6 separate regions of the Mus musculus genome follow, and all the other regions are linked to region 5. The links are chromatin loops, found by intact Hi-C in ENCODE. Cell type or tissue: left cerebral cortex. All regions are shown on one strand. Each heading gives the region's core, and the rest is flanking DNA. Links, peaks and the distances in the headings are about the cores only.

What was found. A loop is a pair of places that touch in the nucleus more often than their neighbours do. Peaks named below come from ENCODE experiments on the same cell type or tissue, not always from the same donor. Only the 100,000 strongest peaks of a DNase experiment are listed, where the experiment ranks them.
Region 1: a loop joins it to region 5, with 8 times the contacts of the local background. A loop is called at or near these places in 10 of 42 quality-filtered maps.
Region 2: it touches region 5 in a loop (4-fold over the local background); 26 of 42 quality-filtered maps call a loop at or near these places.
Region 3: a loop joins it to region 5, with 5 times the contacts of the local background. A loop is called at or near these places in 8 of 42 quality-filtered maps.
Region 4: a loop joins it to region 5, with 2.3 times the contacts of the local background. A loop is called at or near these places in 3 of 42 quality-filtered maps.
Region 6: it touches region 5 in a loop (4-fold over the local background); 28 of 42 quality-filtered maps call a loop at or near these places.

The regions. Positions count from the first base shown.
Region 1 is chr2:26,584,472-26,589,186 of GRCm38, forward strand. Egfl7 (EGF-like domain 7) reads left to right here. Exons shown (of 10, transcript NM_198724.3): 2 at 1,114-1,204; 3 at 4,574-4,698. The coding sequence starts at 4,616. Among named protein-coding and RNA genes, the nearest start is that of Egfl7, 3.0 kb to the left of the region's middle. In left cerebral cortex, for the core only: a CTCF peak has its summit at 2,489 (motif pointing left); DNase peaks (open chromatin) are centred at 1,434, 2,211 and 2,421; H3K4me3 peaks cover 3,575 bases; H3K27ac peaks cover 1,087 bases.
Region 2 is chr2:26,900,302-26,905,016 of GRCm38, forward strand. Surf6 (surfeit gene 6) reads right to left here and starts at 2,586. Exons shown (of 5, transcript NM_009298.4): 1 at 2,393-2,586. The coding sequence starts at 2,486. In left cerebral cortex, for the core only: no CTCF peak of the experiment used is centred there; a DNase peak (open chromatin) is centred at 2,649; H3K4me3 peaks cover 2,204 bases; H3K27ac peaks cover 1,578 bases.
Region 3 is chr2:26,447,547-26,452,261 of GRCm38, forward strand. The region is part of intron 1 of 0610009E02Rik (RIKEN cDNA 0610009E02 gene); the gene reads left to right. Among named protein-coding and RNA genes, the nearest start is that of 0610009E02Rik, 4.0 kb to the left of the region's middle. In left cerebral cortex, for the core only: a CTCF peak has its summit at 2,078 (motif pointing right); a DNase peak (open chromatin) is centred at 2,082.
Region 4 is chr2:27,015,873-27,020,587 of GRCm38, forward strand. Cacfd1 (calcium channel flower domain containing 1) reads left to right here. Exons shown (of 6, transcript NM_029862.4): 4 at 2,501-2,608; 5 at 3,016-3,107; 6 at 4,149-4,715. The coding sequence ends at 3,106. Among named protein-coding and RNA genes, the nearest start is that of Cacfd1, 8.3 kb to the left of the region's middle. In left cerebral cortex, for the core only: a CTCF peak has its summit at 2,095 (motif pointing right); a DNase peak (open chromatin) is centred at 2,108.
Region 5 is chr2:26,638,121-26,642,835 of GRCm38, forward strand. Snhg7 (small nucleolar RNA host gene 7) reads right to left here and starts at 2,124. Exons shown (of 4, transcript NR_024068.2): 1 at 1,938-2,124; 2 at 1,310-1,351. Snora17 (small nucleolar RNA, H/ACA box 17) reads right to left here and starts at 1,201; the gene lies at 1,070-1,201. Snhg7os (a long non-coding RNA gene) reads left to right here and starts at 4,001. Exons shown (of 4, transcript XR_003953776.1): 1 at 4,001-4,715. In left cerebral cortex, for the core only: CTCF peaks have their summits at 1,162 (motif pointing left) and 2,214 (motif pointing left); DNase peaks (open chromatin) are centred at 1,151 and 2,184; H3K4me3 peaks cover 1,676 bases; H3K27ac peaks cover 954 bases.
Region 6 is chr2:27,040,779-27,045,493 of GRCm38, forward strand. It overlaps Gm13398 (a long non-coding RNA gene), which reads left to right. Exons shown (of 3, transcript XR_374184.2): 3 at 1-80. Among named protein-coding and RNA genes, the nearest start is that of Gm13398, 6.5 kb to the left of the region's middle. In left cerebral cortex, for the core only: a CTCF peak has its summit at 2,874 (motif pointing right); a DNase peak (open chromatin) is centred at 2,897.

The DNA.
Region 1 (4,715 bases), core at 250-4,249, 54 kb before region 5:
GGTGCCGGCCAGGAACCAGTCCCTAGAGTGGGACCCCTGAAGTCACATTTGTAACCTGGATGAGCCATGCACATCGAGGGGCATAGAACATGGAGCTAGGGTGAGCCTGTCTCTTGTGGGCTTTATGCTTAGGGACAACTTCATGGGGTGCAGTGGGGTCTATCTCGTCTTTGTGACACTTCTCCCTATTCTCCCTGTTCTCTGGCCTCAAACCACAGGGGAGCTTCTTGAGCCCCCCACCCCCACCCCCATGTCAGTAGCATCTCTGGGAAGTATACCTTCTCTAGACTGCCTAAGCAACGGCAGAGGGGGACCAGTAAAAAGCTACCTGAGTTGCCATCTGCCCAACAGACGGGAATGGCTGGCCAAAGGTTCAAGTGACCACAGCTCCAGGAACCAAAATGGGATAAGGGCAATCGGCTGTGCAGGGTGTTCTCAGACACAGCTCTTTTTTTTTTTTTTTTTTTTTTTTTTTTGAGACAGGGTTTCTCTGTATAGCCCTGGTTGTCCTGGAACTCACTCTGTAGACTAGGCTGGCCTCGAACTCAGAAATTCGCCTGCCTCTGCCTCCCAAGTGCTGGGATTAAAGGTGTGCACCACCATGCCCGGCTGGACACAGCTCTTAAGTGATAGATGCCCTGCCAGGAGCCCCTGGAGCCCCAGTTACAACAATGGCCACAGGTCCAATTGCCAGGAGGCTCTCTAGGGCAGGGTGGTAGCCATTGCTCAGGAACCCTTCCCTTCAGTGTCTATGCATAAACAAGGTGGACCAGAGCCCAGAGCTGTGAGGTCTCTCCTGTTAGTGTACAGGCTCTTTACACAGTGCTCAGCTTCATGAGGGGAGGGGGCATTGGTTCTATTCAGCAGGGTTCCTACCTATCTTTACGGAACTCAGAGATGCAGGCAGCGGTCACATTTGACAGATGGTGGGAAGGTGGGGGAATCAAGAGTATAACTAGTTAGGGTACCCTGTAGTTTCTGTTGTCAGGGGCTGTTTCTGCAAGCAGATCCTGAAGGCCAAATCAAACTGGGACGTGATGGGGTATGGGGGGGGGGTCTGGACATGAGAGAGGAAAGCAAGGCCCCAGTTCATGTTCCACATCTGACCCGCAGCCCCCGGCAGCAGCAAGACGCTGGCTGTTCCACCTGCCCACAAGAACAGCCACCACCAGTACCCAGGGGATGACTAGCGGCCGGACCACAGGTGAGTCCCCAGTAAACCTTCTGGGCAGCAGCCAGGAGTCCTGCCTTGCAGGGAGCATGCACAGGAACGTGTAAACCAAGGCACGGCTAGGGTTGGAGAAATTAACAAGGCTTAGGCACCCAAAGAGCTGGGACAATTACAGAAGCAGCAGAAGTGGAGACTGGGAGAGAGAAAAGATGACCAATCCAGAAGTGGAGGGTTGTCAGCTCATATGACGCCAGGGAAAGTGGCCAAGGGTGTCAGCAGAGAGCCCATGTCTGCCAAGGAGGCTTGCGCTCACACCTAGATCTCATCTGTACTCAGCCCAGTGATCTCAGTCTAGTATTGTGGCTGGGTGTGTCATGATGCCCACCTTTTGCATGGCTCGAGGACCAGTCTGACTGGGGGGGTGGGGGTGGGGTGTTTCGAGACAGGGTTTCTCTGTATAGCCCTGGCTGTCCTGGAACTCATTTTGTAGACCAGGCTGGCCTCAAACTCAAAAATCCACCTGCCTCTGCCTCCCGAGTGCTAGGATTAAAGGCGTGCGCCACCATGCCCGGCTTCGTCAGGCATCTTGTTGTAGTCTTCTAATACCATTCAGGAGCAAGTCATCAGTCAGGAGGCTCGAGAGTTAGCTAAATCCTTGTGGGAGCCATTCATGGCTTCCTGACTCCTAGAACTTGTTTAATCCTACAACCCCCCATCAGTCACGTGATCCCTCTGCAGGCCTGGGATCAGTCAGGATGTACAAAGGAGGCTCGCAAGGCGGCACTTAGAGGCTGGGTTGCATCTAGATCACCTAGGTCTGACTTACTCGCTATAATACTAGGGAAACTGCCGCTGCACAGACTCAGTTTTGCCATCCGCGAAATGGGGACGAGCACATCGGGGAGCCCGTGGGGCTGGGGTAGGGCTCCGACGCAGCTATCAGGTGGGGCGGGGCCGAGGGCGGGGCGGGGCGGGGCTCGGGTCCCCCACAGCGCGGCGGCAGCGGCGGTGGCGGCGCGTGCGCGCCCCGGACCGCGCGGTGAGTGCGGAGATAGCCCGGGCACCAGGGGCGAGGGTATGGAGGCAGCCCGGGCGGGGCAGGGGTGACCCGGACTGTCGGGTGCCGAGATCGGGGGCGGCCACTCAGGCAACTCCGGGCGATCGCAGGGACCGGAGAGGTGAGCGCGCGAGAGCCATGGCTGAGCCGCGCTTGGACCCCACGCCCCAGCCTAGGTCCTGCAGCCGCCGGGAAAATGAGCCCAGCGGTCCTGAGAAATGGCGACCCCTGCCGGCGGCCGGAGCGCCTCTCCCCTTACCCATCTTGGCTATACGACCCCCACCTGGTCACAGCACCCCATAGCGTAGCTCAGTCCGGTCGGTCGTCCTGGGTCAGGGGTGGGGGTTGCCACACTCTCCCCTACCGCCATGGAGCCTGGGAGGGAGCAGGGTCCGGGCCATGGAGAGGACGCCCCCACCGAATCTGATCACCGAACCTGTCTGGTCTCCACACCAATCTGTGGGCGCTGATGTCTAGACACTACTGTAGCAAAGGGACCCAGGGCCCTCTCACTATGGTGTCCAGATCCCCCCTCTGCCGCCACAGCACCGCACACTCCCTCCCGGTAGGGGGCTGTTGAGTCGTAGGTGGGAAGGGAGGATGGCTGGCTGCTAGGGCCCATGGTGATACTTAATGGTTCAAGATTACTTGTAAACCTGCAGGCCACATCACAGCCTAATGCGTGGCTCACCCAGTAGCTGAGCACCAAAGGAAATGAACTTCCAGCCCAGGGCTGCTTTGGCCTCTTCTGCCCTTGGGCAAAACATGACTTTTCAAAAATTGTTTCTCTTGCTTTAAAACACAGTCCCCTTTCTAGACAGCTTATCTCTGGGAAGATTTGTGGGGGCAACGATATCTGGAGGGAAACCCTCCAGGCGCCAGGCACACAAGGATGGTAGACTTCTGACGCCCTCCCGCCCATGCCACATGCTGACTTATCTTTCTGGGTACTATTCCTCAGGATCACTTGGTTTTTGCTTGGCAGGGTAATTCTTACCCGCTGAAGGTGCCCTCCCCCCTCGGGGTTAACTCAGCTCAGACAGATTGCCACATATACCCCTGCCCAGGTATTTCCCTATGGTCTTCTTGCCCCCACATTAAGTCTCAATTACTCATCTCAAAGCCCCCTGCCTTCCTGCTTTGCTTCAACAAATATGAGGTTCAGCAAAGAGGCTCCTGGCCTAGGACTGCAGCGCAGGGCTGAATAGACAGAGTGAGAAGTGGGAAGGATCTTGCTTGAAGAGGGGCTTGGCCAGCAGCTAGAGCTCAGAAACTATTTAATATCACCACTGTTTACTCTACCAGAACTACTGATGGCTACCAGCCTTGATACCCTAGTGATGTCTTTAAGAAAACTGAGTCTCAAAGTAAGGGATTAGCTTGGGCTCATTTACACATGTTCCCTGGCCCCTTCCTTTCTGATAGGGGGTTCTGTAGGGTTGTATGGGGCGTGGGGTGGGTAGGTGGAGCTGCCTCTTTAAGAAGCCCTGAGAAGAGCCCTGAGTGGAGCCCCGTCAGCCACCTGCCCCCGACTCTGTGTAGGACAGTGAGACAGCTGTCCGTCCCCTTGCACATGTCTGACCCAGCACTTCAGCACTATCACAGACTTTAGATCTGGGGACATTCCTCAACAGCCTTCCTGCCTCTTAACACAGCCAGAAGAGGGCTGGAGATGGGCTCCAAAGGCGGTGGGGGGGGGGGGGAGGTTCCCCAGGGGTAAGCACATGAGGGCCACTGCCCTTGCAGGTGGGAGGTGTTTGTACACATGCTCTGGTCCACGAGTGGTGCCCTGTGAGCTGTAGATCCCCTTGCTGCTCAGATTATTCACACCCCACAAGGGCCTTGCCTGTGTTCACCTAGAGGTAGCTGACATTTGTGTACTGTGAAATCCATAGTGCCCTGGGGCTTGCCAAGCCTTTGCCAAACGGGCACATAGGATGGCGAGTTTCCTGCTGCACTGGATTCTGCTCCATCCACAGCATTCCTTTTCCGACAGTGAGAGATACCAGAAAGCCCTCACTCCTGCTCAGGGGGAGGACTGGCTTGGTTGCTCACTCTGCCCAGGCCCCGCCCAGAGCCTCAGGGGTTGCCTCTGACCCTAGCAGGACTCAGGTTTCTCCTTCCCCAGGAGTCCTGGTCAGCAGGCCTAGCTCTCTGTGGTTGATAAGGGACCAGCTGAGCTGGTAGAGATGGGCCAGAGGCAGGAGAGAGCTGTCACTGCCTTTGAATGCTATCCCTGGGATAGGGGTGGCTTCAGAACCCAGGAAGTGGCCAAGGGCACAGACTCTGCTGGAGGCCTGAGCCGGGGGTTCCATAGGAGACTGACAGGAGACATTTTGCCTTAGGCCACAAAAAGAAGAAGGCTACCCCACTTACAGATGCAGACCATGTGGGGCTCCGGAGAACTGCTTGTAGCATGGTTTCTAGTGTTGGCAGCAGATGGTACTACTGAGCATGTCTACAGACCCAGGTGAGGAAGGGCTTGGG
Region 2 (4,715 bases), core at 226-4,225, 260 kb after region 5:
GTAATGACAGTACTGCCACACACTTTCTCCTCACTGCCCAAACCTCAACACTAGGCTCATGGACAACAATTTCCTCCTAAATAAAACCTGCCAGCAGGGTGTGGTGGAGCACGCCTTTAATCCCAGGACTCAGGAGACAAAGGCAGGTGGATCTCAGTGAGTTTAAAGCCAGTCTGGTCTACAAAATGAGTTCCAGGACAGCTAGGGCTACACAGAGAAACCATGGAAAGACAAGACAGAGGGAGGAAGGGGAAAGGGAGAAAGGGGGAAAAAGAAAGAAAGGAAGGAAGCAAGTATACCAGCCTTCACCTTGGAGGCGCGCTCCTTAAACTCAGGAACCAAACACCAAGGCTTAGAAGTCCCTGAAACTGACCAGATTCACTAGATCCCCTCTTCCCCAAGCATAGATAAGAAGGCAGAGCATCACTTAATCAAACAGAAGTACATGAAATAAATACTCTCCAACTTTTGAGCTGCCTGCAAGTTGTGCAGTGCACTTCAGGTTTCCAGCTTTTGTGATCCATCACCCATGCTGGGGTAGACTTTGGTGGTAAAGCTGTGTTTGAATCATTTCCACTCCTGTGAGTCACCCCATAAGGCTCAATTCATTTGCCTCTCTGGACTTCAGCAGTATTCTGCCTTTGGTTCTGCCAGAGATTTCCTGGAAAGAAGCTGTCTGCAGACTGACTCCTCCATGTGACTAATAGATAATAAACGTTTTGGAATATACTCACTTAGCAGGCCAACCTAAAAATTAAGAATGCTATCAGCACCAGGCACACCTTTAATCCCAGCACTCCACTTCAGAGGCAGATGCAGACTAATCTCTGTAAATTCAAGGCCAGCCTGGTCTACAGGGTCCAGGACATTACAAGCTACACAGAGAAGCCCTGTTTGGGGGACGGGAGGAACTGCCATCAGCATCTAGTCCTAAAGAAAGCTGTCATTTTGCTATATGACCTGGTATACACTCTAATGTATTTTAAACCTGCTTTGACTTTCTTCGTTCTGTCAAACTTCAAGAAACTACTTCAAGGAATATTTTCCCTTGGAAAATGGGACTTGGGGAAACCTAAACCCATGTTTACAGGCCACCATCATTCTAAATGGGCTCCAGACCAAATGCTTCATTGTGCTCACGTGCAGCATGTGTGTCCTGGCTGAGCAGGTACTCATGTGTCTTCCTACATGATACCACACAACAGCTCTCACACACATTAGGCAAGTACTCCAACACTAAATCATACTTCCAAACCTCCTTTTTCTTTTGGTAAATTTATTACATTTTAATCATGTGCACCATAAATGAGGGTGGCTGATGGGAACAATCTGGTCCTCTCCTAAGAGCTGTAGATACACAGAACTATTGCACCCTCTCTCCAGCTCCGTTTGTTTGTTTGTTTTTAACACATGATCTTAAGCCAGGCGGTGGTGGCACACCTGGGAGGCAGAAACAGGTGAATCTGAATTCAAGGCCAGCCTGGTCTACAGAGCAAGTTCCAGGATAGCCAAGGCTACACTGAGAAACCCTGTCTCCAAACAAGCAAACAAATAAAAGGGGTCTCAGTATGCAGTCCTGGCCATCTGGAATTCACAGTAATCTTTCTTGCTTGTTTGCCAAGTGCTGGTGTTAAAAGGCTTGCAGACCACCTCCCACCTGTGCCTCCCAGACTCGTTTACTTTTATGAGTGCTGTTTGTAAGTATGTCTGTGCATCAAGACCATCCCTGGTGCCACTGAGAGCCAGAAGAGTGTTAATGAGTCCCTAGAACTGGAATTAGGGGCTGGTGTCAGCTGCCATGTAGCTGCTGGGAACCAAATCTGGGTCCTATGCAAAAGTAGCAAGTGCTCTTAACCACTGAGCCATATCTCCACCCGCTCCTTTTACTTTCGGAGAGTTTCCTGAAGTTGCTCATGCAGAGGTGATCACATCCTGTAGTCCTGACAGGCAGGCGGGTCTTGACCTCGAGGTCTTTCTCCTCAGCCTCCCTACCAACCAGGCCCAGACGCAATTAACATTTTATGATTTAAGACTTGCTTCCACTTCCAAAGATAAGGAAATGTTAGCGCTTTAAACTAAACAGCCAAGAATGGAGTGTGCGTTCTTTCAACACAAGAAACACATTCACAGACAAGGGCTGAAAAACACACACGCCAGTAAGAAAACTCTTCACACTTGTAGTAGCAAGCCCGATTTTCTTTCCGTTCGAGTCTGGTAATTTCCTAACTGCCTCCCACTCCTTCAGGGCCCAGAGCTCAAGCTTTTGCTGTCCCCGCGAGTACCCACCCGCTCGAACTCATATCCCTTGCGGGGGGTCCGGCCCCGACCTAGGACAGCGGGCTCCTTACTGACGGCGTCTGCTCCCAAAAGCTGCTCGAGCCGGATGCCTTACCCCATGTGCTCCTCTGTCGTTCAGGGCCAGGCTGCGCGCAGATCTTCTTGGCCAAGTCCTGAAGATAGGTATCCTTGGCCAGGAGAGAAGCCATGCTGCCAACCAAGGCTGGGACCAGAATAGGAAGCTCCCGCGGTGGAGCCCCGCCGGAAGCTCCGTACACGCAGGTACCACCAGTAGAGCGGCGTGACCCCGCCGGAAGTATCTTATGCGCAGACGCAGCCTGGAGCACCGGAAGCCACCCCCAAGGATTAGCCGTAATCTAAACTCCAGGTTAGCAAACCAGCCAGCCAGCCCCGGAAGCCACAGTGTAAATCCGCTAGCAGCTGCTTTCCTCTCGGAGCTCAATTAGCCATGCCTGACGGGCCGGCTACTCCTCAATCTGGAGGCGTTTCTCTGAAAATGGAGCCTGTAACCTGAGAGGGCTGGGCTCCCACCGAGCTTGAAGCCCTCAGGGCCGGGCAGACCTGGGCTACTATAGCTCTTTCCCTACTGCTGGACTGAAGGTCAGAACCCCGCCTGCAGGGGATGCCCAGCATCCTATTGCCACTCCCGCCACACAGAGCAAAACGCAATCAGGTATAAAAAGACGTGGGCCACAACTAGAGACCTGAGTATGGCGTGGATCTTAGATTACATGCGGTAGCAATGAATCTCAATGGTGATGAGCCCTTAGGAATAAGAAACTACTTGCAGATGGCGTTAAAGCTACTTATGAGGAAATGAAGGGAAAGGCAAGCCCAAAGAAGAGCCTGCCCGGTAGTTTTTTGGGTGTGACCCAGCAACTCAGAAGTTCATGAAAAAAGGTGACACACAACTTACATCACTTGTGACTCTGAATTTCTAGAACACTAAATCCCCAAGCAGTATCTCCAGGGAGCTCTGGCCCTGGCCACGCAAGCAGAGGAAAGACAATGGTGCCCTTTAAAGGAGAAGTTTCGCTTTTAAATGTGAACGACAGAATTGACTAAACAATAAAACACTGTCTTTCACTAGGTGGCTAAGCTTTCTCCAGGGCACTTACAAGCTCTTCCAACAGTTAACACTGCTTTGGCATCACTGCTGGAAAACTCCCTCACTGGGGCAGTGACTTGCCCCTAGCTACACATTCCAGTGCTATGTTCTTTTTGGCTATTGTAGGTGCTGGGTCACCTGGTGACCAGCCTATGTTCCTTATAGACCCAGGACTACAACCATGGATGAGGCATGCTGATGGTAGTCAGGAGTGACAGGCTGAATGCACATACCTGCCCGAGAACCATGGTTTCTGTATGTCAGCCGTGAGCCTGGTACTGAGGGGCAATGGGGTCTGAGCTCCCGGTTTCTAAGATCTTCGCTTCTGAGCAAGACACCTCAGCCTTTCCAAGCCCAAGGCCAGTCCTTCTAAGATGCAGGCATGATAGCTCTAAGTAGGATGGCAAAAATAGGTGGCATCAAAGGTACAGGTGCTGCAGTCATATAGCTTGCAGTACTAGCGGATTCTTCATCCATTTATTTTATGTCACGGATTTACTAGATGCCAGGAACCCAAAGCTATATAAGGAGGGGCCGTCCCACTGTTCCCTCCATGGGTGTCAGGCCTCTTGGTGTTACTGTGCTCCTCACATGCGCTGCTTTGTGATGGACAACTCCTGGGAGAGGTTACCCAGCCACTCTAAGGACTTGGAGCTGTTGGAATCCCTCGGCGTCTTTTGGTGTCTCTATTGCCAACACTGTCTTTGCATCTCTGAGTCTCTCACGCATGTGTGCAGGTGTGAATGGTGTGTATATGTATGCCTGTATGTGGTGGACATGTGTGATGAAGTGCCAGCCTAGGCCTCACTCTCCCATCTCCCCCTTACTCCCTCTTCCCATCAATGTAGTATTCCCTGCCCTGAGCACAGTGGCTTAGGTGACTCGGCCACACTGTGGGTTTGGTTGGCCAGGTTTCAGGTCACAGTTTTCTTGGCTGTGGGATGATGCTAGTGTCTACTTGAAGATCCTCCAGCCACATGAGAGATGTGAAGGGGTGGTGGCTCAGTGGCTGCTTCCCCACCTCTAAGGGCTCTTCTTCCACCCCAGAGGCATGGTAGGGAAACTGGAAGCCCCCATCTGGACTCTTTATTTCCATTATAACAGTGTTCAGCCCTGATTTTGACACCTGTTACTACAGAGACATCTTTGGGCCTGCACCTGTCCCACAGCCCATACTACCTGTGATCAGGGGTTGTTTACCACCCCAGCCCCATCTCAGGGCAGCCCCGAACTGGAGTCCAAGTGGCTAAATTGAGCCCCTGAAGGAGAAGTGACCAGAGCAGAGGACACTACTAGACTTAGAACTTCT
Region 3 (4,715 bases), core at 362-4,361, 190 kb before region 5:
AGGGGCAGGCCTCTGAAGACTGCTACAGGAAGAGGTAGTAGTCTTGGTAAAGAGAGGGTGTCTCTTGGCCTCGAGCCTCTGTCCCTCATGCCTGCTAGCAGGTGTGGTTCCAGCCTCAGTGTTCCTGATAGTCTGTGCCTGCTCTGTTTTTGGCACCATGCTCAGCCCCTGACAAACCCTCAGCATGGACATAGAACCTGAAGAGAAGAAAGTGTCAGCTCCCAGGAGACAGGGCTCCCTGAGTAGTCCCAGACAAAAGTGTGTTAGGGCTACAGGGGTAGAAAGAACTGATGGGGGGAGGGAGGTTTCCTAAAGGATAAGGAGGTGATGGGCTGAGGAGAGTTGTATGCCATTTGTTTCCAGGCCCTATAGTGTATACCAGTGTGCCACCCAGGCTGGCTCCCACGTGGCCAAGGTGAGTGGAGATCCTTTCTTGAAGCTTCAGGCCAAACCCCTGAGAGCAGTGGTAGGCAGCATGAAAGGAGCCTCAGGCCAGTTTCACTTTTTCATGTGCCCATAGTACAAGGCTAGTTTGCAGATGGAGCTCCATACTAGGCAGATGCACCTTGGCAGCCCTGCCTTCCATGTATCTTAGGCCCCTGGGTGCTCACTGTGGGTATGAGTGAGGGCTGACCTGTGGACCGAAGGTACCAACCAGAGAAGCCCTGGCACTTTATCCCTCTCCTGGGCTGCTGAGAATGGGGCTTGCAGCCCTTCCTCCCCACAGGAACGGACACACCTTTGGGTACCCCTCCCCCAGCTGCTAAAACAGATAAATGGCTTGAGGATTTTGTTGGGTGGTCCAACTGTACTGTAAGATTCTAGAAGCCAGAGATTCAAGGGTGTTAGACACCTGCATTTTTTCACCCATGAAAAGAGATGGTAATCAGAACCTGTCCAAGACTTTCCTGAAGGCTTCTGGAATTGTCATGGATAACAGGGGCTCAGAATCCACAGTAGGCCCCTCCCTTCCAGGTACAATACCTGTTAACTACACTACTATCAGCTTCCTGGCCTATGGCTTCTCTTTCATGTTTCCAGAGTCCTGCATAAGGCTTGGCTTATTCTGTGTCTCAGAGGACATTTTTAGATCACAGAGCCACCCTATAGGTGATAAGCAGGGAGTAGGGATGAAATAGAAAACACAAGGCGAATGTTGACATCACACTAACCCAGGGGCACAGACAGTGCAGGAAGGTCTCCCAGTGCACATTCAAAGGTGATGCACAACTGTACTCCAGGCACTGCTGGCTGGAATTGGGACAGAGGGTCAATTGGGAATTAGGCTACTCCTCTGTCCTGGAGCAGGTGTCAAACACTAGGAAGCTCCAGATGTGCCTCTTGAGAGGCACTTGTCAAAGCAGGGCAGGAGCTCTTTGGGACAGTCTGGGTAGAGCCTCTGTATCAAAAGGGAAGGGATCTTTGGTTGTGGGTCTGTAGGTCTGCCAAGGGATATTTGCTAGATATTTGGAAGTAAGGGAGGTTCTAGGGGCTTTTCAGATCAGTTTGGCCTGCTTGAGTTAGCCTGGGGCATCCCAGGCAAGTGGTATTTCTGGAGCAAATGTAGAGCCTACCTTAATGAAGCCCTTGGGCAGAGATTGAGTTTTCTGGCAGCAACTGCTTCTGATAGCACCAGCATAGCAGCAAGGCATGAATCTGAAACAAGGGTAGTAATTCGTATTGTATGGGTGGACTCCCTAGGAGTCCAGGCAGGAGGGAAAGAACAAGGACCTTGATAGATCCAGGAGGAACCCCAGTGTGCAAAAGGTGCCATGTGCCAAACTGGCTGTGTCCAGGGATCCTGGAAAAGTGCCCTGCCAAACCCCTCTTTCTCCCTGAGCACCCATTTCTGATTTTGAAGTGCTTGTGGACAGCATAGCTAGAGAGATCCCTTCCATTCTTTCTGGGGGAAGATGACCTCTCTCGTAGATCTGGGAGTCATGTGGCTCTGGATCTAGTGAACCAACTTGAATGAACTGTTTCATTCAGTTTCCTTGTATGCATCATGAATAATATCTTGGGATGGACACAAATGCCATCTGGAGAATCTCTTGCTCGCCAGAGGCACACTAGTGGAACGCTGCCAGCAGAGGGAGGCAGAGAGCCACCTACAAATCTACCTACAAATTATCCATCCATTGAGGGCTCCTTCCAGATCCTATCTCACTTGAGTTAGGTGCAGGTGTTGCATACCCTGCAGACCCCCCTAACCACACACACACACACACACACACACACACACACACACAGAGCAGCCCTCGCAGAGGGAAGTCTTTACTTCTGGACTCCCTGGAGGGGGTGGGCTTACTAAAGATAGCAGGTGCTGCATAAATGCTCTCTGAGTTGAGCACATTGGAGTCAGAGAAGACAATGGATTTCCAAGCTCTGAGGTCAGAGACAGAATCCTCAACCTTGTGGGAGCCTGTGGCATTGCTTTCAAGGTAGAGGAAAGGGCCTTGTTCTGTGTCACCCCTTCCACCTGGCCTGCTGAGGCTAAGGTCAGAGACCTTTTCTCTCCCCTTCCCTTTTCCAGCTTAAGAAGATTGTATTGATGGGGAGTAAATAAGTAGCTTAGGTCAGACTTGTTTCTGAGTGCCAGAGTGTCCACAGCTCCAGTAGAAAGCATGCTCACCCCATGCAGAAGAATCTCATGAGAAACAGAACACAGTCGTCTTTTTTGGGGGGCGGAGGGGGGGTTCGGGGTTCGAGACAGGGTTTCTCTGTGTAGCCCTGGAAGTCCTGGAACTCACTTTGTAGACCAGGCTGACCTCGAACTCAGAAATCCGGCTGACTCTGCCTCCTGAGTGCTGGGATTAAAGCCATGTACCACCACACCCGGCATAACACAGTCTTGTATTTGAAATAGTCATAGAAATAGCATGGTGTTGTAGAGAATGGATCTCACAAGCACTAGAATCTAAAAATAAGCCTTGAGGTCAAAGTTGTGTGAAAGCTCTGAACCCTGAACTTTGTGGAACACTCTAGGTGGTATGTGCACATAAAAGCATTGAAGCAACCATTCTTGGCCATCTGTGATGGTTTATATATGCTCAGCCCAGGGAGTGGCATTATTAGGAGGTGTGACCTTTTTGGAGTGGGTGTGTCACTGTGGTTGTGGGCCTTAATACCCTTGTCCTAGCTGCCTGGAAGTCAGTGGCCTTCTCCTAGTGGCCTTCAGATGAAGTTGTAGAACTCTCAGCTCCTTCTGTACCATGTCTGCCTGAATGCTGCCATGTTCCTGCCTTGATGATAATGGACTGAACCTCAGAACCTGTAAGCCAGCCCCAATTAAATGTTGTTTTTATAAGAGTTGCCTTGATCAGGGCTAGTGAGATGGCTCAGCGGGTAAGAGCACTGACTGCTCTTCCAAAGGTACTGAGTTCAAATCCCAGCAACCACATGGTAGTTCACAACCATCCACAATGAGATCTGATGCCCTACTATGGAATGTCTGAAGACAGCTACAGTGTATTTACATATAATAATAAATAAATCTTTAAAAAAAAAAGAGTTGCCTTGCTCATAATATCTGTTCACAGTAGTAAAACCCTAACTAAGACACCATCTCTCAATGAGTTTGTGGTGACCAGTGACTGTGTATGCTGGGCTTGGCTGCTAAGGAATGTTCTTAAAATCCATTGTGATAACAATAGCCATGCTATTTCTGGGTCCTTACCAGAAGTGAGTTCTACACAGATGGCCAAAGCATCCACACATAGACCTTGGAGGTCACCCCTCACACAGGAGGACACTCTAGGGACCTTCTATCCCACAGCTGCCAGGTAGTCCATGAGAACACCACCCGTGAGGGTGGTCAGGAATTAGGACAGGACCACATCATCTTTAAAGTGCAGGTGGAGAGAGCAGCATCCCTGTCCTTGATCTTCAAAACGGAGGGATTCTCTGGAGAAGCTCCACACAAACCTTTCGAAATCCACAGTACACATAGCTCAGTCGGGCTTGAGGATACTGTAGTAAAAGAGCCCTGTTTCCTAACTCGTATGCAGCTGAGGATTGGCCTGGGTCTCCACAGCTCCACAGGGTGGGGTCTGGAGTCACATAGTAAAAATCTCCCCATAGAGTGTCCCTGATAGCAAACTTTGCAAGACTCATGGCTGGCTGGTTCCCGGAGTCTCAGAAGGACAGCAGCACTCCATCACTTTTGATTGTAGGCATAACCCTGCTGCTTTGGCTGGGTTTATGGCACTAATACCCTTGGGTCCCTCTTTGTGCTGGACAAAGCAATGCAGAGCCACATTTGGTGCCTCCTTTGACAAGAAACAACACCAGCATAGCAGTCTCTCCCCTCACCTTCTTTATTCCTTTGCTTACATCTTTATAGACAGGATCTGGCTTAGAACTCCTGAACCTCCTGCCTTTACCGTCCTCCCCTTCGCCCCCCAGTGCTCCCAGTACTACATCTGGCTCCATGGGTTGTTTATCTGTGCTGGTGGAGATTAGCCTGTCTGGGATGACATTTTGACCATGTGTGGCCTCTAAGCACCTTCAGCATGGCCAGTGCAGATGGTGATAATGCAGGTGAGCTGGCACAGTGGGTAAGGGTGCCTGCTGCCAAGGAGGACAACCCAGGTTCAGTCCCTAGGACCCACATGGTAGAGGGAGAGACTGGCTCTCATCACTTGTCCTCTGACCTCTACATGTATGGCATGTGTTAGCACACATATACATAAGCAAATAAATACAAATAATAATAC
Region 4 (4,715 bases), core at 316-4,315, 380 kb after region 5:
TTTCACTTGGGAGTTTCCAGGCAGGTTGTAGTGGATATGTGTACATCAGCATTTGCTAATGTATGTGTAGGCATGGTGAAGCCTTGCGAGGAGCGTGGCCAGATGTGAGACTGCCGAACAGAAACACCATTTCCCTCTAAATCCACACTTCTCTGGTTCTGGCAAGTGCAGCGTGTCGGACTGCAGCACTTCTGAGATAAATGTAATACCTGGGGGCCTCCGAGGAAGGGCTTTCCCATGAGAGCCTGGCTAGACAGCAGTACTCACTGTAATTACCAATATTGTCATTAAGATCAGGTTCCCCTCCCTCAGGATTGGTGGGACTCAGAGGCTTCTGCAGGGAGAGCACACAGTATGTGCGCCTGCTGACAGTCTTCTGCTGTGTCTAAAATCAGGGGATCATAGAGTTAGAAAATTCTAATCAGTGTAGCATGGTTGTATGTGTGTGCAAGTGTGTGTACACATGCACGTGTACATGCATGCGTACATACAGGTGGGTGTGCATGAGAGTGGAAAAGACTAATGTAGACATCAGGTATTTTCCTCAGTCATTTTCTACTTGCTTTTAGAGACAGGCTCTCTCACTGAGCCTGGAGCTCACATATCTGGCGAGACTGCCAAAGCCAGTGAGCTGTAGGAATCCACCTGTTTCCACCTCAGCAGCCCCAAAGCACCTGGGTTTGTATGGGGCTCCAAACAGGCTCTCGTGCATGTGCAGCAGGCACCAGCTAAGCCATCTCCTCACCCCTTCCTTGTCTTTGCCTTTCCCTCTGTATTTGAGATGGTCTTATTATGTAGACCTGGCTGGCCTTGAACTCACAGAGATTCATCTGTCTCTGCCTCCTCAGTGCTGGGATTAAAGATGTGCACCACCATACCTGGCTTTCTTTGGATTTTTAAGATGTGTTGTCATGATGCTGACAATAGTGTATGTTTACCAAAAGTCATTTGTAAAGTAAAAACGGTCATTCCGGTCCTCACTACCTGTTCATCTATTGGCATGCGTTCCTCCGGTCTAAGTGCAGACATGTCTGAAGCTCCTCTCTGACATGCTTATAACTATTACACATAAGTTTGTACCTGCTCTTTTTGACTTGCTGTGGTTTCAACATCTTCAGTATTGTCATAAAAATGATGCCATTCCTTTTATTGTTAAGCACATTTATTCAGCTGTACATACTTACTGGCTTTGTCTTAATTTGTTAGCTGGTGTCAGTCGAGTCTGGTGAACATCTGTCGGCCAAGCTAACCATGATGCCATCCTTAGGAGACGTTTCCAGGTGTGGAATTACCAGACTAGGTTATGATCGCTCAAAAGATCTTAACATACGCGACTCAGTTACTTCCCCAAGAGGCATTCTGGGTGTCTCTCTCCTCCCCATCCAGTGCCTGGTGCTACTTTCATATGTCTAAGAAGTAAAATACCCTCCTATGGGTTCAATTCATTTTCTTTTTCGAAGGGTTTCTAGCTTCTGGTCCACTCTCTTGAGAGCTTTAATGTGTGACTTTGCAGGCTGTGTGTTTTCAGTATTAAAGACCTCAGATTCCTTTGTTTCGTTTCCCATTCAGATTTTTCCAGCCTGTCATTTGCCTTTAATGCTAATGGTTTGCCTCGTGATTTCTATTATTTTATTATAGAGGATCCTCAACTTAGCTTCCATTTTGATAAAATAAATATCCTGTTGAAAACACGGTAGCACACCTCACCTACCAAACACGGCTGTCACTAAACTTCACCATGCTTAAAGCCCTGATGCTGGCCACAGGGGCCTGGCCTGGCATCTCATAAGGTGGCCGCAAAGCTCAATATCTGCCGAGTACCGCAGTCGCAACCATCCAAGTCAAGGACATGCTGCACTTTGAAGCACTTCTGGCTACACAGACATCTGCACCTGAAGTCCAAGGAGTGCAGTTGGCTCTGAGTATCATCCTCGTGCCCAGTGAGCCTCCTCCCCAGAAGTGACTGGACTAAGGGCTGAGCTGCAAGCTCCATCATCTTCCTGGGTCAGCGAATCCACAATTCACCTCATGTTGGAAACATACCATCCCTCAAGATTGAGCTGCAGAGGTTCTTAGGGCTGTATGAACCCACCACTAGGTGGCGCCAGGCTGCTACTGAAGCCCCATAGTTGCACTGGGTCCAGTGTTCCTGGGGTTGGAGCTGGGAGGACTTGCTGAGGAACAGCTGGCCCAGGGTTACTGAACTGATGAAAGCGTTCATACAGTGTTTGGGATGTGGGTGTAGGATAAATGGCCATCTGCCCTCACCTAGATGTCAGGACCTCATTATACGATGAAGTGGAGCCTTGACAAGCTCACTTGGTCACAGGGCTGTACAGCTGGACTGTACCCCAGACCCTCTAGGCCTAGTAGGGGTATTTACCCAGCTCTTTGCTGTTTAACCATGAGTGGGTCATAGATCTTGCCACAAAGATCTGATACAGCTTTGGACTCTGACCCCAGAAAGGATGCGATTTTAGGGATGTCTGTTTTCTCCTAGGATGGCCATCGTCCCCATCGTCATGAGCCTCACCCTGACTACACTGCTGGGCAATGCCATCGCCTTTGCCACGGGGGTGCTGTATGGACTGTCTGCCCTGGGCAAAAAGTGCGTCTACAACCTAGTCCCGGGGTGGAGCCTCCTCTGCTGCCCCTGCTGCCCCATCTGAAGTGGGAAAGGCCTGAGTGGGACCCTTTGTCTAGTTATGCAGTGGCCACAGGTGACTTTATCTGTGCCCTCAGGAACAGAGGCAAGAAATGAGGGGACAGCCTAGGTGGTCCCTCTTGCCTAGTTTATACACAGTGAGGTATGCACCAGACATTGCAGCCAGTTGCAACCCCTTCCCTTCAGCTCAGTCAGTGCCAGGCAACGTGTATCTGTCTCAGAGTAACAGTGCTCTGCCCCCTTGACCAGGGCCTCTGGGGAGCACAGTCTACAGGTCATGCCTGGGGTGCAACCTGGGAGTGGGAGGTGGGAGGGCTAGGCCCATAGAACACCTGCTTTTCTCTCTCCAGGGGCGATGCCATTTCTTATGCTCGGATCCAGCAGCAGAGACAGCAGGCAGATGAGGAGAAGCTGGCGGAGACTTTCGAGGGGGAACTGTGAGGTGAGGCAGAGTGGCCTGTCCTCATTGCCTACTGCCGTTGGGGTCTGTGAATTCTGGAGAAGACTGAGTGTCAGCTCTGTTAAATGGCCTGGGAGAGGAGCACCTGCAAGGAGCACTCCTTGAGTCTTCCTGTGCCTCCCTGTTCTCCGGACTCTTGAGCCTGGAGCTCCTGCCCCACTAGCACCGAAGGCCTGGGCTATGGATGGGATGAACTCACTCCTGTCAGCCTGCGGTGCAGAGTCTGTGCTGGTGACCCTCCCCAGACCTAAGAGCGGCCTCCCCTGAACACACCGCTCCTCACTTGGCTAAGAGGCCTCACCCAGGCTTAAGTCACTTTAGGTTTCACGCTTTTCAGGTTCAAGTTTGTGGAAGTTAGGGCTTCAGTTCTGCTCCATGACCTGTCGTCAGAGCAGAGGAAGAGTACAACAGTGTCCTGAGGCCAGCTACTGCCACCAGGAGCAGGAGAGATGGCTGCTCACTTGAGAATCTACAGCACTCCCAGGATGCAGCATCCTGGGCAGAAGAGCAACCTTGGGAGTGGCCAGAGGGCTGCTGGAAGGTCCCTACCGCTCAGTGCTAGAAAGTTGTGTATGTGTGTCTGTTTGTCTGGTATGATGTGCTCTGTGTGTGTGTGTGGCTGTGTGTTTGTCTGGTATGATGTGCTGTGTGTATGTGTGTGTGTGTGTGTTTGTCTGGTATGATGTGCTGTGTGTGTGTGTGTGTCTGTTTGTCTAGTATGATGTGCTCTGTGTGTGTGTGTCTGTTTGTCTAGTATGATGTGGTGTGTGTGTGTGTGTGTGTGTGTGTGTGGCTGTGTGTTTGTCTGGTATGATGTGCTGTGTGTGTGTGTGTGTGTCTGTTTGTCTGGTATGATGTGCTGTGTGTGTGTGTGTCTGTTTGTCTGATATGATGTGCTGTGTGTGTGTGTGTGTGTGTGTGTGTATCGCTGCTAGTCTGCACTGAGAACCTCCTTGTCAGGATGGCAGGTTCCTTATTAGTAGGGATTAACCTCAGGTATTCTTCCCAACTTGCCCCTGGCAGCCTGGAGCCTTTGGAGAGCTGGGCAGAGACCAGACCCACCCTACACAGACTTGGCCCCTTCTCGGGTACCAGAGCACAGAGAGTAAGCCTGCATGGTTGGGACAAGGAGAGCTGTTTCACTGGCACATGGCTCCAGGGACATGCCTTGCTGTCCCCTCACCTTTCTCTGCACTGTTCTCTTCCCACTGTCCTGTGACACCGGCATCAGTGGCTTATTAGATGAGTCCTTGGCCATTAGGCACATTTGGTGGCCTGGCTGAAGATGATGTGTCAAGTGCTGAGCCCTGCCTCCCTCCTGCACTAGACCTTCAGCCGGACCTGTCCATGGAACCCAGCCCTGGAGTCACTGAGTCTCCAGGGAATCCTTAGCTTCTCAGGGCTTGAGGCCCAGAGGAGTAGACATTCATTCTCCTTGGTATAGAAGCTCTGATCTGTGGACTTTGGGGATAGCAGAAGTTCTCCAGAGAGCCTGGCCATGCTGAACTGGGGAGTGGCAGAAATGTAATAGTGTAGCTAGCTTAGGGGGTCATGTGCCTTCACCGTTCATCAGAGGCTATTTTTCTTGAG
Region 5 (4,715 bases), core at 483-4,482:
AGACCTTCCACAAGTGTCGCACCCCCAGACCTCTGGAGGCCCGAAGCAGTAGTCCCTTTACCCTTATGCTTTATGACACCCCCTGTCACTGTTAGCTGTATGCTCCACCATGCTTCCTCATTCTGAAATCTCGGTGCTGCATGGACCTACCATCAGGCACTTCGTCTTTTCCCCTTATCAGTTTCACTTGCCCATGGTGCTAGGGATGGAGACTCAGGCCTGTGTGCAGCCAAGTGAGCACCACTGAGCTCCACTCCAGCCCGTACCAGCTAGCAACCAGTAGATACCCAGTTTGAAAAGCCATCTCACATCAAGGTAGCTGGAGCATTAGGTAATAAGCTCCACTCATCTCCCCAAAGAGAGGCTTTGAGGTTGTAATGGCTGGTTTTGTGCCAACTTGATACAAGTTAGTCATTAGGAAATGCCCCCATGAGATCCAACTGTTAGGCATTTTCTCAATTAGTGAACAGTGGGGAAGGCCTAGCCCATTGTGAATGGTGCCATCTCTGGGCTGGTGGTGGAACACACCTTTAATCCCAGGCCATAGAGAAACCCAACCTCTTGGTTGGGGTTGGAGTCTGGCTCGGTGGTTAAGAGCACTGACGGCTGAGTTCAATTCCCAGCTCCCCACCATCTAGAACAGGCTCTGATGGCCTCCTATGGCATGCAGGTACAGGCGGAGCACTCAGCACCCTTTCATGGTCTCCGCCTTGACTTCCTTTGGCAACAAGCAGCAGTGTAAGTGTGTGCGGAATAACCCCTTTCCTCCCCAACTTGCTCTTTGGTAATGGTGTTTCATAGCAATAAAACCCCTGACTAAGACAGATACATCCTTGCTTCCACCCACTGTTGTTTTTGAGACAGTCTCTTGACCCAAGCTGGTGGATAAGAGAAACATGTGCCACAACGCTGTGTCCCAGGACCTGGTTTCATGATTTCCAACAGATCAATTTCTCTGTAAACTTCCTCTTTACACACCAGCCCCTCTATTTGGTTTATGCAGAGCCATCAAATGACCTAAGCCAGTCAAAAACTAGGAGGGACAATCCCACCTCCAGCTTTCAGGAGTGTTGTCAGGCTACAAATCATTCAGACGTTCACAGGGCAGAACACTGAGCGTAGACATAGCCTCTTTTCTCTCTGCCACCTACTGACGCACATGTGACACAGCAGCCACACCTGCAACGCCTCTAGGAGCAGGGTGTCGATGAAGCAAGTGCTGGGTGCCACACCGTGACTGTTAATGCGAATCTTAGTAACTTTGAGTCAACTCACCTAATAGCCCAACTCACCTAATAGCCCAACTCACCTAATAGCCCAACAGGCGCTTTCTTTCTGGCAGGCAAGCTTCCTAGGGAAAGGAAAGGAAGAAAGCATTCTGCACACACCCTATCAGGATCACTTTGGGGGACTGCACTAGACTTGTATTTTATTCCTATTCCAATGGGTCCACATGGCTTGTCCTTGCTAAGGCTTTTTTTTTTTTTTTTTTTTTTGGTTTGGTTTTTCGAGACAGGGTTTCTCTGTATAGCCTTGGCTGTCCTGGAACTCACTTTGTAGACCAGGCTGGCCTCGAACTCAGAAATCCGCCTGTCTCTGCCTCCCGAGTGCTGGGATTAAAGGCGTGCGCCACCACGCCCGGCTAGGCTTTTTACAAATAAAACCCCTTTTTCTTTCTCTCCAACTCAGCGGCATTACACTAGACAGAGTACTGTCTCACATCTGAGTTATCTCAAGTTGGTATTCAGCATGCAGCAAATATAGACAGAGTCTTTCCCTGGTGCTCCTTAGCCCTACGAAAGGGAGACCGGTCTGGAGCCCCAACCAGGGGCTTCTGCGTTGTACTAGTCCAGACAGGAGCCTCGGCTTTCCTTCTCGGGACTTCTGGGGGCAGTCCACCCGGCCCTCGGGCACATCGTGAACGCCCTTCCCCTTACCACGCGGTTAGCCTGCTGCACATATTAGGGCGACTAAACTCTCAGAAGGAAAGCACGGTACATCTTCGTTACGATCGTCAGGAGACGCAGTCTTCCCGGTAGCCGGCCAAGGGTATATAGGGTCATCCGCGGCGTCCCAACGGTAACAATGGCGATACAAACATAGAGCCGCCATGGCTGCCGAGAGGCCGAGCATCTCCACGCCACGTCCTTTATAGTACTGACTACGGCAGCCCGCGAGGGACTTTCACTGTCCTCCGAGTGCCGCGCCCTCTAGTGGCTCCTTCGCTCCTCGCCGGCGCTTCTCATAGCCCAGTCGGTTAGAGGCTCATGGGACTCTGTACTGCTTGATCCTAGATCCTGCCTTTCCAAGCAGAACTCAGAGACTTATTTCGAGTGTTACCAAGCTCACAGGACTTTTCAAACGACCCATGAAGTCCTGCGCCTTCTTACGAAACTCCTCGTTTTTGGTGGGGGCAGCCTTGCTCTCCCTGTTCTTAGTGATACTAAAGCTTCCACGCAAAGAGGAAAGGCCAGCTCTGACGAACCAGAATTTAGGAGGCAAGGAGGTGACCAGTTGTTTCCTCTTTTACAAGGACGCTTTGGGGATGAGTCAGGAGGGAGCTCCAGGGAGTTCATGGATTCCAGATGTTTCTAACTAGCCCCGCCTGTGGGGTTGTCTGTGGATCTGAGGCACACAGCAGCTTTTAGAAGGTTGGCTGTCCTCTGCTTCAGGACAGTGCTGGAAGACAAATAATACACTCTGACTACTTGCTGTGTTGTGTCCCGCACAAGTACAGATTTGTCTTTTAAGTCCTGAAACTGATGAGGGCTCCCAGGTGATGGGGTGAATTGTGGGCCTGGGGACACACCATTGAGCACTCTTCTTTTACTGGTGGGCCAGCCCAGCCACACTTGTTAATAGTCCCAAGTTCTTGAACCCTTATATTGCCTGCCTGTCTGCCTTCCCACCTCCCTCTCTCCCTTCCTCCTTCCTGTTTTTTGATACGATGTCTCATATAGCCTAGGCTTCAAACTTGCTATGTAGTTGAAGATAAGTTGAACTTCTGATCCTCCTGCCCCTAACTTCTAACAACTAGATTTTGAGGGGTGAACTGTTATGCGTGGCCCAAAGCCTTGAAACTGGAGTTACAGATGGTTTTGAGTCGTCATGTGGATGCTAGAAATCAAACCTGGTTCACTAAGGAGCGGGCTCTTATCTTAGCCTCACGACTTGTTACCAGTCACTTTTTGTCTTAGTGATCTGTCTTAATTTCCTTTTCTGTAGCTGTGATAAAATACCAAGACAGAAGCAGGTTAAGCAGAAAGTGTTTGGGCTGCAGTTTGAGGTTGCAGTTTAGCATGACAGGGAAGTAACAGCAGTAGGCTTGAAGCAACTGGCCCACATGGCAGGTCAAGGATTAGAGAGTGATGAATGCTGGTCCTCAGATAACCCCTTCTATACTCCAGGATCCGAGCTAGGCCAGAGAATGGTGCCACACAGAAGGAGTTGGTCTTTCCATCTCAATTAACCTAATCAAGATAAGCCCTCCCGTACACCCAGAGGTTCACCTCATGGGTGATTTTAGATCTTATCAAATTGCAAATTGAGATGAACAGTCCCGATCCCTGACCAAAGCAACTTAAAGAAGGAAGAAATATTTGGCTTATAGTTCAAGGGAATACAGTACCGTCATGAGGCAGCAGGCATGGCAGTAGGGCTAGGAGGCAGCTGACCACACAGACCCTACAGTCAGGAAGCAGAGAGCGAGAACGAGTGCCAGAGGCAGTCATGAGGTTAATTGCACAAATTAGCTCCTCTATTCACATTGATCCAAACAAAACTGCAATCTCCTGGACAGAGGGGTGTGGACAATGATTTTGGTGTGGATAGTGGAAGGCAGGATTCTGCTTCCAGAGCAATTCTGCATGTCAGAAAGTTGGAGCAGCAGCAGAGGTAGCAGCTTCAGCAGAGGTAGCAGCTGCGGCAGTGGCAGCAGTGGCAGCAGCAGCAGCACTGGCACCGGCACTGGCAGAGGCAGCGGCAGTGGCAGCAGTGGCAGCAGTGGCGGCAGCAGCAGCAGCACAAGGAGCTGCTAGGCTAGAAGCACAGAGCTGAGCTGAGGCCATGCATCTTTTCACACTCACTGCAGGGCTGGGCCTGCTCTCTGTGGTTCGAGCCACGATGCCTCCTCTGACTCCTGCCAGTCCTGAGGAGGTGATGGCCCTGGGGAGGGAGGACTGAGGGTAGCAACTGGCTTCCAAGCTCAGACCTTGGACTGGGTGTGTCTCAGGCCTGCAGATGGAAGCCACAGGTGATGTTGAAAAAAATACCTCTCTTACGTGCTTGGTGGGATCTTCTCAGGTGGGAGTGGGGCTTGAGCAGGTGTTCCAGGCCATGGTCATGTCTTTCTTCTCACTGTGTGCACTTAGAGACTAAGAGGCTGCTGGGGGACAGGGGAGGCTTGCTAGATGGACGCTGTCCTGGCTCTAGCTGGACTCCCAAGAATAGCCTGCCTTCCTTCCTTCCTTCCTTCCTTCCTTCCTTCCTTCCTTCCTTCCTTCCTTCCTTCCTTTCTCTCAGTGTGTGTGTGTGTGTGTGTGTGTGTGTGTGTGTGCTTCAGAGACACTTCTTATATTCTTCCAATGAGTTGATTTCAGATTTCATCCTGGGTAAGGCCCCTGTGACTGTTGTGTATCTGGGAGACAGAGCCAACTTCCTAATGATTTCAGGAGAAACTGAGAAGTCTGTTCCTTGCCACACCTCAGCACTTTGAC
Region 6 (4,715 bases), core at 391-4,390, 400 kb after region 5:
CACACGTGGATATGAATGTTTGTCTATGTACATCTGTATTTATGTATGCATGAGGATAATTATACATGTGTATGCATTTATCCGTGTGGTGTTTGTACTACGGTAGCAGCAGGGGTGAAGGGGTGGGAAGGAGTGTTCTCAAGAGCTGGAGTAAAACTGCCTATGAGCCAGGTCAGACATGGGAACACTTACAGGGAGAGTGCAAGGGGCTCACAGGCGCAAGACCAGTGCCTCCTTGGGGCAGACATGGCTTTCTGTTGTTATGGAAGAGAGTAGCTGGAAGCAGGTGGACACTCAACACTGCTGTGACCTTTTCCACTTATTAAGTGGACACAGGTTCTGGGCAGGGTTGCCACTAGGCTATAGATAGAAAAATCCTGGGCTTTCTATCAGATAAACTGGGGCTGTTGACTTTCTTCTCACTTGGGATAAAGGGTTTTAAGCACTGTGAGGTGCGTGTGGTATGCTCCAGAGCCCAGTAACCCTCGCTGCATCACCTATGTATCCTGAGGGAAGGGGGAGACATAGTGTTGCTGTCTTCAGAGGCAGGCAGAGGTGGCTCTCAGGACAGTTGGATGGTGCTACTGCCTGGCTGCCTTTCTTAGATAGGCCAGCAATCATCTGAGAGGGGAAAGACAGGGATGAGGAGGGGAAAGGCAGCCCAGGGTAGGAAGCTGAGACCATCCTTGTGGCAGTGATGAGCAGTGCCAGGTCATCCACCCATATGCTACCAAGTGCCTGGGACAGCCCTGGGACCCCTGGCTACTCCTCATCTTCTTTCTAGCCTCCTGTAAGGTTCTTCAAGGTCAACTCACAGTGCTGGAGGATCACCAGCTATGGGGAAAAAGGGGCGGGGTAACAGATGGGGCAAGAAAAGGGATCAGCACACAGACTACAGCTGGGCACCTGTGCAGAGGCCGGTGTCCCGGGCCGGGTGACTGCTCATCCTTGAAAGGCAGACGTCCTTGGGAGCCATGTTCTGGGAGACCCCTGTTTTCCTGTATGTCCCCTCCATTCCTGACACATTTATAGGACTCCAACCCACTCATAGGTGTTAGGAACATCTTACATAGGGGCAGGAAGAGGGAACAGGGGAAGCTGCTTTGTCCCCTCCACTGCCCCATCCATTTCTATACCTAGGCTCCTAAGAGCAGCTCCTGTTTGTTCCTGGGGTAACCCGGGATCGAACCCTCCCAGTGCGACTTGCCCTCTACAACCTCTGTCTCCTCATCTATACGACTAAGCCTGCAGAGTCTTAGCTGATACCTGTACCTGTCCTGCCCGGCGGGCACCCACCTCCTTGTGGCTAACACCCTCCCCAGGGTGCCGCCAGCTCTGTGGCCACTACGTAGCCACGGCTGCTTTTCTTGCTCAAGAATGACATTACGTTTTTTGGATAGCTGGGTACTTCTGGCCAGAAGTGGGCTAAGCCACAGTGCCACTGCTCTGCCCTGTCCCTCCCTTGAGTATTCACCAGTCTCCTGCCGTCCTGACCAGCCAACGTCAGGGTCAGGTCAAGACCCTGCCTGCTCCTTGTTCAGACTGAGCCCAGTTGGAGCCCCTGGGGCCGCAGGTGGCCTGGCACACTTCCTTTGAGTTATTTTTGGCTGGAGCTGGCCTGTGGACTCCTAGCCAAAAGCAATTAATAAATTTTCATCTTGTTTTGCTGACAGTTTAGATGATGCCCCAAAAAGTTCTGTCGGGAGGCCTGAGGGCACCTCAGGGGAGCAGAGGTGGACACACTACCTCCCCAGGGAGGGAGTGTGTGTGGTTGGAGAGGCAGAGGTGGTCAAGGCTGTCTGTTTATGACTGTGATGTGACCTTTCTGCCCCTATTGTCCTTTGTCCTGTACCAGCAGGGGACATTGCCTCCCACCTACAGCAAAGGACCCTGGGGTGCCCAGGATTTGGCCGCAGTCCTGGAAACTGTTTCGCAAGGGAGGCCAGGGTTTGCTCTGGGAGTGAAGGCTCTGTTTTTTGCCTCTGGGTAGGATTGGCCTTACAGAGGGTGAACCAGGTAGATGCTGGAAAGCTCCAGAACCCAGCTGGGATGGGCTTGAGGCCTTCTTCCTTACCCTGTATCCAGGCAGGATCTGCCCCTGCAGCTGTCCTCTTACCAGCAAACTGAGATGAGAAACAGACTCCAAATGCCCTCACTGCTGGAAGCTGCTGGGGGTGGAGGTGGTGGTTGGAGTGACTCTCGTGGTCTAAGAGCAGCACATCCTAGCCCTAGCCGGCTAGCAGTGGTTACGGTTCATACAGTGCTGAGCCCTTTTGCATTTGGTCTCATGGGTGCACTCCACACTGGCGCCCCTTTCCACCTGATTTCCTCACGTTCTGTCTCCTCTCTCCAGTCATAGACCTCACTGTAAGCAGAATTGAAAGCTGGGGATCCAGCCTCCACAGTGAGACATAGCCTAGCTCTTCATCCACCAGGGCAACAGCCTGCACACACAGCTGACTGGCACTTTCCCTTCAGCCAGTTTCCCAGGGTGCTGTTTGAGTGGTGCCAATTGGACATAGTATCCTAGCATTAAAGATGGGCTGACTACACTAATGCATCATATCATGGGGATTCTCCCATGGAGATGCTGTCTTGGCTATCTGTCTCTGTCTCTCTGTCTCTGTCTCTCTGTCTCTCTCTCTCATTGTTTTTGTTTGTTTGTTTGTTTGGTTGGTTTTTTTTTTGAGTCCCCTTCATCTAGATATAGACTGAAACAAAAATCACAGTCTACTTTGTACTGTCAAGGAAGGACCTTGCCCATTAAGGAGATCCTAGTGTCCAGGGGCTGGTGAATTGTGTGCACGTATACTCAGTACTGGGGCCTGTACTCCTATGACCTGTGCAATGCAGGGCCCTATAGGAGTTGTGGCCAGCAGGGGGCACTTCTGTGCTGGGCCTGGAGCTCTGCTGCTGGCTGATCACAGAGGCTGCTGAGATACTGCTGTTCCCAGACTGAGCAGCACTGAGCATCCAGGCAGGGGCGGCCAGCACTTCTGCTCATCTCTCTTTTTACCCTCTTTTCTCTAGTTAGTAGTATAGGTCCCTCTTTGTGCTGCTCCTCCCAGCTCGACTCTCATCCCTCCTGTTTAAAAGTCTAGACACCATATCTACGTTAACCCCCCCCCCCCAGGCCCTAGGGACCGGGCTGCAGATTGGCTATGTGGAATGGCCGGCAGCTCAGCAGTACTCTGGCTTGAGAATCCATCCTGGTTGCATTTGGATGGTGGGGCTCATGTGAAGGACCCCTCTCTCCCTAGATCTAAGTGTGGCAAGCCTCACACACTTTCCCGGCTAACTAATACTCCAGAACATGCAGGTTCTCAGAGAAAGGCTAGTCCCGATACCAAATGGCCCTTCAGAAGTGCAGAGGGCACTCTCTTGGATACCTAGGGTCCTTAGCCCCAGGATCCAGTGCTCCATCTAATCTGTATGAAGTGCCACGTGCTTCTGTTTGCTCACTGGTGCTCAGGACTGGCATCTGCAAGAGTTCTCCTCCTCCACTTCACCCCCAAAGCTGGCTGGCCTGGTGTAGACTTGACCTGGAACCAGCTCCTGGCCTCTGGGAAGCCCAGCTGTAGCTGCCTTGGCCTTCCCCCCAGCAGGAGCTGAAACCCTTGACTTCTCCAGTCTCTGGCTGGCGAGCAGCAGCCAGGCCTCCGGGAAGGATTCCTGGGGTGCGGTGTTGGTGGCTGGCTGCAGTACAGGGCATGGATCCCTGCAAGGCAGGCTCTCTCCTGGGAACTCTTGTCTGTCTGTCTGTCTGTCTGTCTGTCTGTCTGTCTTGCTCCAGCTGATTGGGTGGTCTGGGAGGGGACAGATGTGAAGCAAGCATGTGTGCAAGCATGTGTAGCTGGTGTCTGGTAGGTACTCATGGGAAACCACACCTCAGGGACACCGTGTGTTTAGGGACCATGCTGGAACAGGACACTGGTGTATCCCTGGAGGGACAAAGGATGTTAGAACCTGCTGTCAAGGCTCTAGTCACTTTTTATTGACCTTGGACACAGCACCCAACTTTCCTGCCCTTTAGAAGCCTCTGCTGTAGAATCGGGTGGCAGCCCAACCCACCAGGAAGGGCCATCTCAGAAGTTAGATGGACTGTTTCCTGCAGTGGATTGGGAACCACAGTGGCCAAAGAGCCAGGCATGAAGCCCAGCAGGGTGCTGCAATGGTCTTTTGTTTATCGGTGTACCTACAGTCCTCTACCACACATGGGTAACTGAGAAAGTTCATGAACTCACCCAGCATCACCACTGACCTCTGTTGCTAGTGAGTTAAAATAGAAATTTAAAGTATTGGTACAGCCTGGATAAGAGGTTGTAAATATGGCTCAGCAGATGCAGGGCTTGCTGCACAAGCTTGACGATCTGGGTTTGGATCCCGCCACCTATGTAAAAGCTGGGTCCAAGAATAACCTCATTTCTGCAGGACAGAGAGAGGCAGAAGCCTGGGGGCTTGCTGGTGAGCCAGACAGCCAAAGCAGCAAGCTCTAGGTCCAGTGAGGAGCCATGTTTAAGAATTAAATAAGGTGGCAAGCCATAAATGAAGATACCCAGGGCCCATCTCTGGCCTCTCCAAGTGTATCTGCACAGACACAAAATAAACAAAGCTGCAAACAGCTAAGACCTGGGTGTTCTTCACACATCATATTCTGAGAACTACTAGATCTGGGCTGAGGACCTGGAGGGGAAACTGAGGCTGTGATACTGAGT